2 separate regions of the Homo sapiens genome follow, and region 1 is linked to region 2. The links are chromatin loops, found by intact Hi-C in ENCODE. Cell type or tissue: mammary epithelial cell. All regions are shown on one strand. Each heading gives the region's core, and the rest is flanking DNA. Links, peaks and the distances in the headings are about the cores only.

What was found. Peaks named below come from ENCODE experiments on the same cell type or tissue, not always from the same donor. Only the 100,000 strongest peaks of a DNase experiment are listed, where the experiment ranks them.
Region 1: it touches region 2 in a loop (7-fold over the local background); 98 of 110 quality-filtered maps call a loop at or near these places.

The regions. Positions count from the first base shown.
Region 1 is chr4:109,424,887-109,431,283 of GRCh38, forward strand. SEC24B-AS1 (SEC24B antisense RNA 1) reads right to left here. Exons shown (of 3, transcript NR_039978.1): 3 at 5,077-5,894. Among named protein-coding and RNA genes, the nearest start is that of SEC24B, 5.7 kb to the right of the region's middle. In mammary epithelial cell, for the core only: a CTCF peak has its summit at 2,819 (motif pointing right); no DNase peak of the experiment used is centred there.
Region 2 is chr4:109,977,186-109,983,582 of GRCh38, forward strand. It overlaps EGF (epidermal growth factor), which reads left to right. Exons shown (of 24, transcript NM_001963.6): 14 at 2,787-2,954; 15 at 3,641-3,790; 16 at 6,237-6,356. Among named protein-coding and RNA genes, the nearest start is that of EGF, 68 kb to the left of the region's middle. RefSeq lists an enhancer at 2,654-3,853. In mammary epithelial cell, for the core only: no CTCF peak of the experiment used is centred there; a DNase peak (open chromatin) is centred at 3,316; H3K27ac peaks cover 1,124 bases.

The DNA of each region.
Region 1 (6,397 bases), core at 1,676-4,175, 550 kb before region 2:
CTGCACACTAAGGAAAAACCCACAGGCCCTGTAGGGCTGGACCCTACACTACTAAAAATACAAAATTAGCGGGGCATGGTGCATGCTTGTAATCCCAGCTACTTCGGAGGCTGAGGCAGGAGAATCACTTGAACCTAGGAGACGGAGGTTGCAGTGAGCTGAGATTGAGCCATTGCACTCCAGCCTGGGCTACAAAAGCAAAGCTCTGTTTCAAAAAAAAAAAAAGAAGAAAGAAAAAGAAAGTATAGGGCATTAATTATAGTAACTTGTGCACAGTTTCATCATTTGTGCCAAATGATCATGTAACAAAATTATGACTATGCCTATTGTGTATTATGTGTGTGTGCACATTAACTATCAAAATGTCCATATTTTGTATCTGCAACAAACTTATATATTGGCAGCAACTACAGCGCTATTGGCCAATTACAACAACAACATGAAACACAGACACCGAGAGAAGAAACGTTATCTAAACCCAAAGTGTGAGTGTCTCAGAGCACATATTTTCCAAATGTCAGTTAACAGGGAAAACTAACAGATACCATAACCAGTGACATTCCCTCCCTGCCCTGAATTATGGTGAAAGTGTATGAATTATATGCCCCATTTTCAGCTATACAATTTAGAGCTCCACTGGAGTTCTGTGGAAGACCAAGTGAGGAGCTTTCAGTTTTGGAAAGTAGATACTCATATGACATAAATGGTCTAGATTCAGGAAAAAGAACAGCTAGGCCTTGGTGATGGCTTCTGAATGCAGTTTGTACAATTTACAACTCAAGTGTCATGTGATATCATTTCTGTGGGGATTCTCGTTCAAAAATAATGAGACTAATGTTGATAAACGATCGAGATTTTTATTATGAGTTTCCGTAAAGGTGTAACACAGGGGTCTCTCCCAGAAAAATAGAAAGTAAAGCTTCCAACAATACTTCTCTATATCTCTCCTCCCTCCAAAGTTCCCTACTTATGACGGCTGCTAAAATTCTCCTCCTCTTTCAATCTCCCAATCCTTCCATGTTGTTATCTCACAGTTTTCTTTCTACCCTGTTCACTACCTTCTTCCCACATGGTGTAAAAGTGAGAAGCTTCTCTTGTACCCCTGCCCACCAACCATACATAGAAGACAGCTAATGGCCTCCCATTTCTCTCTCTCTTCTTGGCAAGAAGCATGTAGCATCCCCTACAAAGTATATTTTTCTCCTCCTGAATGATTTTTGCATGAGACATTTTCTTACAGAGAAATTCCGGGGACTAACATTCTCTACTTTGTTTTATGTATATATAATAAAGTATATAATATACATATAAAACAAAGGTGTATATATAAAGCCAGATATATATATCTGACTCATTGCAGCCTCAACCACCTGGGCTCAAGCAATCCTCCCACCTCAGCTTCCTGAGCAGCTAGGACTACAAGGCTGTGTCACCATGCCGGGCTAATTTCTAATTATTTTGTAGAGATAGGGTATCTCTATGCACCCAGGCTGATCTCAAACTCCCGTCTCAAACGATCCTCCTGCTTTGGCCTCCCAAAGTCCTGGGATTATAGGCATGAGCCACCACACCTGCCCCTTCTACTCTGTTGTATTTAGAAGGAGAGAATCTTATGGGAGAAATTCCTGTTTTAACTTGTTTTAATCTATTACATAGAAACTGTCTACAGGACTATACTAGATTTCTACTTTTCGTTAGTGAAGAAGAAAGTTGTTATACGGAAAAATCTTTTAATTTTTTCATTTTTTTGAGACAGACTCTCACTCTGTCGCTGTGCTAGAGTGCAGTGGCACGATCTCTCCCTATGTTTTCTCCTATTAGTTTTATAGTTTCAGGTTTTTAAGTCTTTAGTCCATTTTGAGTTGATTTTTGTATATGGTGTACCACAAGCTTTGTAAACACCCTGCCATCATAGTGGTGCTCTGACTTATCAATATTCTTTTTTAAAAGTGTGTCCTTTCTAACTGAATTAGTATGTTCAACAATTTTATTTATTTATTTATTTATTTTTGAGACAGAGTCTCACTCTGCTGCCCAGGCTGGAGTGTGTAAGTGGCACAATTATGGCTCACTGCAGGCTTGACCTCCTAGGCCCAAGTGGTCCTCCTGCCTCAGCCTCCTGAGTAGCTAGGACCACAGGCACACGCCACCACACCTGGCTAATTTTTTAACTTTTTGTACAGACAAGGTCTCACTCTGTTGCCCAGGTTGGTCTCAAATTCCTGGGCTTAAGTGATCCTCCCACCTTGGCCTCCAAAACTGTTGGGATTACAGGTGTGAGCCACTGTGTCTGCCCCAACAACATTTTTTGTCTAGCTTTTTCTCTTTTAAAGAAACAGTTGTGTTTTACATTTTTCAGGTAATTGAAGTTTATCCTTTCAACTAGTAAAAAAAGTTTTAAAACCAATCCTTTGTAACACAGAAATACCCCTTCGTATGATCTTTTAACTTAGTTTTATACATAAAAATAAATCTAGGCTGGGCATGGTGGCTCACACCTGTAATCCCAGCACTTTGGGAGGCCAAGGCTGGAGGATTACTTGAGAGACCAACCTGGGCAACACAGCAAGACTTCACCTCTACTAAAAATTTTAAAAAATTAGCCCGGTGTGGTGGTGCACTCCTGTAATCCCAGCTGCTTGGGAGGCTAATGCAGGAGGGTCACTTGAGCCTAGGAGGTCAAGGCTGCAGTGAGCTGTAATTGCACCACTGCATTCTAGCCTGGGCAACAGAGTGAGACCCTGTCTCAAATGAATGAACGAATACATAAATCTACCTTCTAGAACCATAGTATAGTAACTTTGTCTCCTTCCAGCAGATGGCACTGAAGATTGTGCACAGTAATTTAGTAATTTTAGTCTAGGGCAGTGCTTCCCAGCCTCTTCATGTTATAACATAGCTAGAAAATAAGGATATTTTTGTTGGGTAAAAGACAAGGATGCTTGCAGCCAAAGGAGACTAGCCTGAGGATCACTTGAGTACCCCCTAGTTGTCCCAATGTCTGAAGAGGATTAATATCTTAATACATCTTTTAATGAATTGCACTCATTCAGTGTGCCCTGGTGTAGTGGTGCCCTGATGTAGGTCATCTTTTTATTAATTTGGGGCCTATTATGAGTTTATGTTTTAAAATGTGCTTTATAAATATTAATCCCAACATTGATGTCAGTGAGAAAGCAGTGAGAATTTTGAAGGTGGTAGTAAGAGTGATGTGAAGATTAAAAAAGCAGAGATTGAAAAATGAAAATTCATAGTAATAAATATACAATAAAGTGGTATGACCCAGTTGAAATTGGGAACAATTCTGAAAAGCAAAGAGTGACTCATGCCATATGAAAATGCCATTTGCTATGGACTGAATTCTGTACCTCCAAAATCCATATGTTGAAGCCCTAACCCCACATGTAACTATATTGAAGAGAGGGCCTTTAAGGAGGTGATTAAGGTTAAATGCAGTCGTAAAGGCAGAGCCTTGTCCAATAGAACTGGTGCCCTTATACCGAGACACCAGACAACTTTCTCTCTCCCCATCTCTGCCTGCCATGTATGGACCAGTGAGAAGGTGGCCATCTACAAGCCAGGAGGAGAACCTTTACCAGAACCTGATCATGCTGGCACTCTCATCTCAGACTTCCAGCTTCCAGAATTGTGGGAAAACACATTTCTGTTGTTTAAGCCACCTCGTTTAAGGTATTTTGTTATGGTGGCCAAAGCAGACTAATTCACCATTTTTATATAACAATAATCAGTAAGAAGAAAAGTAATTGACAAAATGTACACACTGTTGACCATGTGATGAGAGGATCAGTGTCAACTCTGGGCACCCATTAACCCATTAGGAGATGGTTCAAGTATCTTAAAGGCCTAAGAAAGTAAAGTTATGGAAAGCAAGAGCGCTAGGCACATTTTAATCTGTACAACATCAACATGAGTGGTAGCAGGTGTGAATATACGCCAGCTGCTAAGAAGTTCCTTTAGGCTCATTAAGGAGGGGCATTTCCTTCCTTAAGGGACTTCAAATGTAAATCCAACAAAAAATGCCCTTTGGAACCTTGCTACTCAAAGTGTGGTCCATGGATCAGCAGCATCAGCATCAGCATCACCTGGGAGCTTGCTAGAAATGCAGATTCTCAGGTCATTCTAACCCTACCCAATAAGCATCTTCATTTTAACGTGATCATCAAGAGATTCATATGCGCCTTAGTCTGGGTTGCACCACTATACAACTTATATCAGTAAAAAGAAGAGTAAGCTTTGTTCTAAAGTTTCAAAGGACTGCCTCACTTTTCTGTTTTCTGGAAATGCATATGTGGCTTACTCCGAACTTGTGAGTATTGGGACTTACGAACAATGGAAATTTTGGAACCTAACCTGTTCATATGTAAGAGTTTCTAAAGTTCCAAAATGGGTTCTGTATTCCTCTGGTCTTCTGAAACAGAGTACAGAACATAATTTAATTTTTCTTTGCAATTGAGGACCAAATCTATGAATATCTGTTTTGGTCCTGATATATGGTGATGTCATAAAGCGCTTTCAAGTTATAAAGCAGGTGTTCGGTATGTGACAGTTCCCTTCACTTTATTTCCTTCAGAATACTAGGTTATAAATTTCTCAGATGGCAGAGACTTGTGGACTATGTTTATCATATTTCCAGTGGAATACATAGGGTTGTTCAATGTAACTAATTGTGTCAGAATACCGTGCATTTTTAATTCATTTTTCTAATTGTCTTGTTTTTCCTGTGCTTATTCTGCCAACTAATAGAGATTGCTCCTCTCAAACTACCTATATTAACAGCATTTCCTTCCCTTGCCTTGTGATTCATAGTTTCTAATCTGCTGTGGACTAGTTAAGTGTCTAACTACAGAAATTACAGCATGTCTGAAACAACAGCCAAATAGTTTATGTGACAATCAGAGAATTTCCTGTAAGTGCATGCACTATTGTTCATGAGTTGACTATGTGGTAATTATTTGCCAATAATCTCATCTTTTATTTTTCTTTTAGTATCTTAGTTGTGTTTTAGACCACTGAAATGTAAATGAGAGTTAAATGACATCAACATAAGTGATCAAATATTATTAAAGTCAGTGAAATTATTTATTCTCATGATAATGCGTGGTGAAACTCAACTGGAATGCCATAATGAAAAGAAGAAACAAAGATTCACTAAGAGCAAAAAAAAAAAAAAAAAAACACAGCCAGGATTGTTTTTAATTCAAGAAATACAAATACAAGTCAGTAGGAATATATAGAAAAGTTTCTGCATACCTTTGAAAACAGACCATATCTTATTCATTTTTGTATCCCCAATACCTAGCCTATTATAAATGTAATAAATCTGTAAATGGATCAGATAAAGGAGGAAAAAGCAGAAAACTGTTTCTTCATATTGGGAGATGGACACCTAATAGAGAATGCCACTAAAAGGGAAGGAGTGATCTACAAACGCCAAATGTGATTTACAAACTAGAGAATAAAAACCCTAGTGAGAAATATGGAAAGCCAGGCTACGATAAAGAATTGACATTTCTTGGCTGGGCATGGTGGCTCACGTCTGTAATCCCAGCACTTTGGGAGGCCGAGGCAGGCAGATCACCTGAGGTCAGGAGTTTGAGACCACCCTGGCCAACATGGTGAAACCCCATTATCTACTAAAAATACAACAATTAGCCAGGAGTGATGGTGCATACCTGTAGCCCCAGCTACTCAGGAGGCTGAGGCAGGAGAATCGCTTGAACCCAGGAGGTGGAGGTTACAGAGAGCCAAGATGGCGCCACTGTACTCCCGACTGGGTGACAGTCTCAAAAAAAAAAAAAGAGCTGACATTTCTTGAGCTAGAGATAGGCGTTCAGTTGTCCAAGGCTCCCACTTCTGTTATAGAGAATAGAGTCCTAAGTTGGGGATGACAAATAGTAACACACGTATTATTTCACTTCCATATATGCAGCAGAGATTAATTCAATTACCCACTCTTTCTCACTGAACAGACTTGGCCTCAGCATCTGCATCAACACTATACCTCAGAGAATCTGAGTTGACATAGGAAACATCATAATTGGCATTTGTGACACTGTAATCACAAATCTACAAAATATCACTTTTATTGGTCTGTAAAAGATTGAAGAGATGTCCTGAAAGAAAGGACCATCATCTTCCAAAGTAAGAGAATGAACCAATTCAGCTTAACTCTGCTATTCAAAAGCAGTGGTCCTCAAACTTCCCCATGCATCAGAATTGCCTGGAGAGCTTGCTGTAGGGCCCTATCTCCACCACTTCTGAATCAGTATACGGTCCAGGGTTTGGGCCCACAAATCTGCATTTCAAAAACTCTGAGATCTACCATTGTAGAGTACACTGGAACAAATTCTAAATATGAAAAACTGAAAATCTTTTG
Region 2 (6,397 bases), core at 2,354-4,853:
TGTTGAAGATGCTTTGGAGAGTTAGAAATTGGTTGGGAAGATGAAAAAACATGGTTTCTCTCATTTAGGAAGAAGCTAACCAACTAATAATCTGTATAAGATACCTATTTTGCCCATTCTCTTTGGCTTAAGATAAGTATAATTTAAAATTTTATGTATTTATAAGATTCTCTAAAAATTAAAGATATACTTCACAATAAGTGATATGCTTATGCACAACCTTAGACTTTATCATCCTTTTACTTCAGGGGTATTTATTGACACATTACAGGAACTGAAGATACAGTGGAGGGTAAAACAAATATGATATCTGCAAAGCCAAGGAATCTAGTGCAGAACACATACATTACTAAAAAAAAAAAAATCATCCAGGCTGGGCATGGTGGCTCACACCTGTAATCCCAGCACTTTGGGAGGCCAAGGTGGGAGGATCACTAGAGCCCAGGAGTTCGAGTCCAGCCTGGCCAACATGGCGAAACTCTGCTCCACTAAAAATACAAAAATTAGCTGGGCATGGTGGTGAGTGCCTGTAATCCCTCTGCCACTCAGGAGGCTGAGGTGAAAAGATCACTTGAGCCTGGGATGTTGAGGCTGTAGTGAGCCGTGATTGTGCAACTGTACTCCAGCCTGGGTGACGGAGTGAAACCGTCTCAAAAAATACAAAAACCAAAAAATACATCACCCAAATAAATGTAAAATTGTATCTTTGACATAAAAAGGTAGAAAGGAATTTGAAAATTTCTAACCCGAATGTGAGGACACTATATTTTAAACTAAAAAGCATAGCAGATACTTTGTGTATCATTTATATTGCTACTATATTGTATGACTAATACAACTATTGAAGGCCATTATCAAATAATTTTATATTAAATTATGTAAGTAACATTCCCATTATTACAGTGCCATCTACTGGTATATATGTGGTGGCTTCCCAGCTGCCAGTTAAGAATTTCTTCTAAGAGTGGATGTTCCATGCTGTTACCACAAAAATGATAACTGAGGTAATGCATTTGTTAATTGGCTAGATTCAGCCATTCCACAATGTATATATATTTTAAAACATCATGTTGTATGCAATAAAAACATATAATATTGTTTGTACATTAAAAATGTATTTTAAAAGGTTGAAGATATTCTTAATTTAAAATGCAATTAATTGTGGTTCTTCTGTAAACAAAAAATAAGAAAGATTATGTCTAGTGTGAGGTATTTGTTTAAACACTATAGCTAATTCTAACATGTGCTTTAACATGGATTAATTCCTGAGGACATTATGCCAAGTGAAATAAGCTAGTCACAAAAAGACACGTACTGTACAATTCCAATTATTTGAGGTATCTAGAGTAGCCAAATTCATAGGAAAAGAAAGGAGAATGGTGGTTTCCAGGGGATGTGGGAGAGGAAATGAGAAGTTGTTTAATGGACATAGAGTTTCAGTTTTGCAAGATGAAAAAATTCTGGAGATTGGTTGTACAACAATGTGTGAATGTACTTAACACTACTGAACTTAGAAATGGTTGAGCTGTTAAGTTTTCTGTTATGCTTTTTCACCATGATAAAAAAGAACTATAGCTATGTTAAAAATTCCCTTGCTGTACTTAAGGCTTTAATTTGGGACAAAGGGCCAGAGACTAGAATGAATCTTAATGACCCTGATCAACAATGATAAGTGGAGACTCATTGTAACCAGAACAAGTTATTTGAGTTTGCCACCAGTAGGGGAAGACATTCATTCTAATCTGTCAAATCCATTGTTCGTTTACAAAAAGAGTGGTCTGTGGGAATGTGAGTAGCCTTGATTAAAACATCCAACTTCAGCCTCCTTAGCTTTAGTCTCTAACCACCTGAGATAGAACGTTAAAACATTCCCTTGCGTATTCAATACTTGCATGCCTTCTCAGAGCAGTTCCAGTGGCACAGAGAGGTAGGTTTGGTGAAGGTGGGCTCAGAAAGATGCCCACTTACTGTTAGTAGGAGGCATGAAAATGGAGGCAGCTGATAATAAATGACTCTTTCAAAAATGTGGCTAAAAAGGGAAGGAAAGAGACAAGGAGGAGCTAGAGGGGTCACGGGGATGAGGAAATGAAGATGGGAGAGAGGTTATAGTAGACAGAGGGAACAAAGCTAGTGGAATGAAGAGAGGGAAGATGTAAGAGAAAGGGGGTGGTCGTTGATGGATCCAGGCCCTAGAGAAGGCAGGAAGGGTGACATCAGGGGCACAGGTCAATATTAAATAAGGAGAGAGGGGAAAGAAGGTGGGGGACTAATGCAGGCAAATGTGTTGGTGGAGATGGGAATGTGGGGAGACTCTTATACAATTACCTCAAATTTTGAAAAATCCTTACAAGAACTTGTGAATTTGATCTACCCCTTATTACTGCTGCTCAAAAGAGTAGGAACCTAAGGCAAAGAGTGGTAAGATAAGTTACTCGAGTTTAGTCTATAAGTAGCGACAGATGTACTAAACAAGGAAAATTCCACCTTTCTCCTTCATGGGGCTAGGACGACAATCAGCCCACATTCTCCCACTCTGCAACTGCTGGGTGATAGTGGGCCTTGCTGGGACCTCATGCCACTATGCTCCCATTCTAAGGTGACGTTCCCTCCTCATGTGGGCTTTCCTTGAGGCAGGTGTGTGAGTCGGTGGCTCACTCATAACTTGCTGAGTAGCTAAAGAGCTGATTTAGTGTAGGAATGTTGTGTAAATTTCAAGCCTTGTCCTTTCGTAAATAGTCATTGCAAAGACAAAGAAGGTGTATTTAACAAACTTGAATTGTTTCCAGGTCACCCATTTGCTGTAGCAGTGTTTGAGGATTATGTGTGGTTCTCAGATTGGGCTATGCCATCAGTAATGAGAGTAAACAAGAGGACTGGCAAAGATAGAGTACGTCTCCAAGGCAGCATGCTGAAGCCCTCATCACTGGTTGTGGTTCATCCATTGGCAAAACCAGGTACATACTGGAGATGTTACACAGTCTTTCCTTGGCTGGAATCTGCAACTGTTTTAATTGTTTGATGTCATGCAGTTGGCGGGGGGGTGGAGGGGATTTTGTAACTTTCACTAACTGTGTAGATGTTAAGATTTTCTAAGATTTAAGTTTGTTTAAGACAATCTGGTAGTTTGGTAATTGGGGCTTTATCCCTCCAATTTCACCTCTTTTCTTGAACAACTTTTACTTACCTGCTGCATTTCGAAGAGCCTTGGGTTAAGGCAGGCAATTTAGACACCGGCAGTGGAAGCTTCTGTCGACACTTGGACCTTTCCATACCCCTGAGGAGTGAGCAAATGGAAAAGGCATTTCACATTTTATAGTAGCTCTTCTTTCTGAATTGCTCTTTGTCAGTTTGACTAGATGATGAGTCAGGAAATAAGAATCACATTTGACTAAAGAGCTTCTTGAAAAAAGTGCTGGCTATACCCAGTACTAATAAGGTAATAACATTCTGGGCTTATCTTAGAATCAGTGGCTCCTTGGGGGAACTCTTCTGAAATAGCTATTGATATACCCTCTATTTAGATACACTGCATTTCTCTCCCTAAAAGCTATAGCTCCCTAAAAGCAAGCTGTAGACTTGCATTAATGGCATCCTTTTCATCTTCAAACCCACTTGTGAATTTGTTTCTTTTCTCTACTAGGAGCAGATCCCTGCTTATATCAAAACGGAGGCTGTGAACATATTTGCAAAAAGAGGCTTGGAACTGCTTGGTGTTCGTGTCGTGAAGGTTTTATGAAAGCCTCAGATGGGAAAACGTGTCTGGCTCTGGATGGTCATCAGCTGTTGGCAGGTAATATAATAAATTATGTGGCAAATTACCTAACGTTGGCTCAGAAATACAGCTGTACATCAATCTTTATGCTTTTGCTGATTTTGAATATTTTGGATGTTAAAAGTTCTCCTGTTTTTAGGAATGCTAAGAATTTGTTTGTTTATTTGTTCTCTTCTGCTGAGTTTTGAGTTCCTTATTACAGGCAAAATTCAATTGACCTCTAGTGGTAACAGTCTTAAGCTCCAAGCCCTCCACCTCCCCATTTATAGTGGAGTGGGTCCCAGGCTTGGAAATAAATGCCAAAATGCTATCACCTCACAAAAATGTTCAGCGATATTTTGTTTAGAAGTTTTATGTCCTCAATTTTAGAGGTAGTAGTATATGATCTCTTATCACATGACAGGTCTTAATAAGAAAATCAAAGTCCTTTATAAAAAATAACTTCAGGATATCAGACAAATGTGGGAAATCCAGCCTGAGAAGGCTTGTGATGTACTTTTTTACAAACTAGATATGACTTTGAGGAAGAGGAAGAGTAAACCAAGTGTGAGGTATAACCAGTAGTACTTATTTGCCTCCCTTGAATGTGCACCCAAACAATCTGGGCATCTGTGGATTCATCCCTTGATATCTTTCTAGCAGAAATATACCAAAGATAATTTACATTTTATTAAATTTTTTAAAAATTTATATTTATCTGGTAGGCATGGTGTAAATATAAGTAAAGTAACAGATTGATGAAAAATAAACAAAAGTTATGCAATGAAAAAAAGAGGCTAGTTTCAGCTCACAATTCAAAATTTACTTATGTTTTTCCTCTAGCTAACCATCATAACTTTAGTATGCACTGAAAGAATTTATATGCATTTCTTATTTTATTACATAGAGTGTTAAAAAGCTGTGTAGTCAATGGTCAAGAGTTTTAAAAATTAATAATTCTTATTGATTCACAACAATCTTCTTGTGAAACTGGGTTTTATTTTTATTTTTTGAGACAGGGTCTCCCTCTGTTGCTCAGGCTGGAGTACAGTGGCATGTTCATGGCTCACTGCAGCCTTGGCCCCACCCAGGCTCAAATAGCTGGGACCCTACCTTAGCCTCCTAGTAGCTGGGACCACAGGCATGCACCACCATGCCTGGCTAATTTATTTTTATTTTTATTTAATTTATTTAAATTATTAATTATTAATGTATTTAAATTATTAATTTATTTTATTTTATTTTTATTTTTTGTAGAGACAAGGTCATGCTATGTTGCCTAGGCTGGTCTTGAACTTCTGGCCTCAAGTGGTCTTCCCACCTCGGCCTCCCAAAGTGCTGGGATTATAGGTGTAAGCTACCCTGCCCAGCCAATTTTTTTTTCTTTTTCTTTTTCTTTTAATTTTTTTGAGACAGGGTCTTGCTCTGTCACCCAGGCTGGAGTGCAGTGGCAAGATCTCAGCTCACTGCAACCTCTGCCTCTAGGGTTCAAGAGATTCTCCTGCCTCAGCCTCCCGAGTAGCTGGGATTACAGGCGTGCACCATCATGCCCAGCTGATTTTTGTATTTTTAGTAGAGACAGGGTTTCACCATGTTGGCCAGGCTGGTCTCAAACTCTTGGCCTCATGTGATCCACCCGCCTTGGCCTCCCAAAGTGCTGGGATTACAGACATGAGCCACCGTGCCCGGCCTTTTTTCTTTTCTTTTCTTTTCTTTTTTAATATGAGTGTGTGGCAGTGAAGAGCTCAGCTACTGGTAGAGTTTGCTGTCATTTCCTTTTTCCATACTAAGACACCAGCTGTTGCCCACATTCCTTTTGCCATATCAGTACAAATGTGAACATGGTGGAAAAAGGCAGTTAACTTTATAGTATTATTATGAAAAGAATTATGACTTTAGGGACATTCTGAAGGATGAGCCCAGGGTTCTGTGGATCACAGTTTAGAAAACTGCTGTCTTACAGAATCCATTTCTCCCCTGTTCTGAGAGTGGGCAGTGCGAGAATCTTATGCCTGTATTAAATCATGACTTTTTAATGTCCTTTCATATTATAAGATGTAGGTAAAATCAGGCTAAAATAAGCATGAAAGCAGCATAAAGGAGGAAGCATGTGTATGGAAGACAAGTTGGGAAGATCATCTATTTTGTCCTTAATAACCGTGGGCTGTGATTATGAGCTGATCATGTCCCTGAGGGTTTTGGTATTTTACTCTTGTTTTTTGCCAGTACCTGAAAGAGTCCTATCTTTCTTCCGTACTGGTTCCTTATCCCCCGAATCATTAAGTGCTCAGTGAAAATGAGAGGGTGTGGGATAGCAGGGTGAGGTTTACTAAGTTACCAAGACCCTGACAGTTTCTCTGAATCCTCTTACTGTAAGAATGAGTCTGAACTCACAACCAATGAATAGTCGTAAACATAAATGAAATCAAACTTTTTTTTTGAAACAGAAAAGCTAAATTTAATTGCATCTATTGACCTTCAATAGGTGGTGAAGTTGATCTAAAGAACCAAGTAACACCATTGGACATCTTGTCCAAGACTAGAGTGTCAGAAGATAACATTACAGAATCTCAACACATGCTAGTGGCTGAAATCATGGTGTCAGGTATGAATAACTAGTTCTCCAATATACCTTTGGTTCCAACA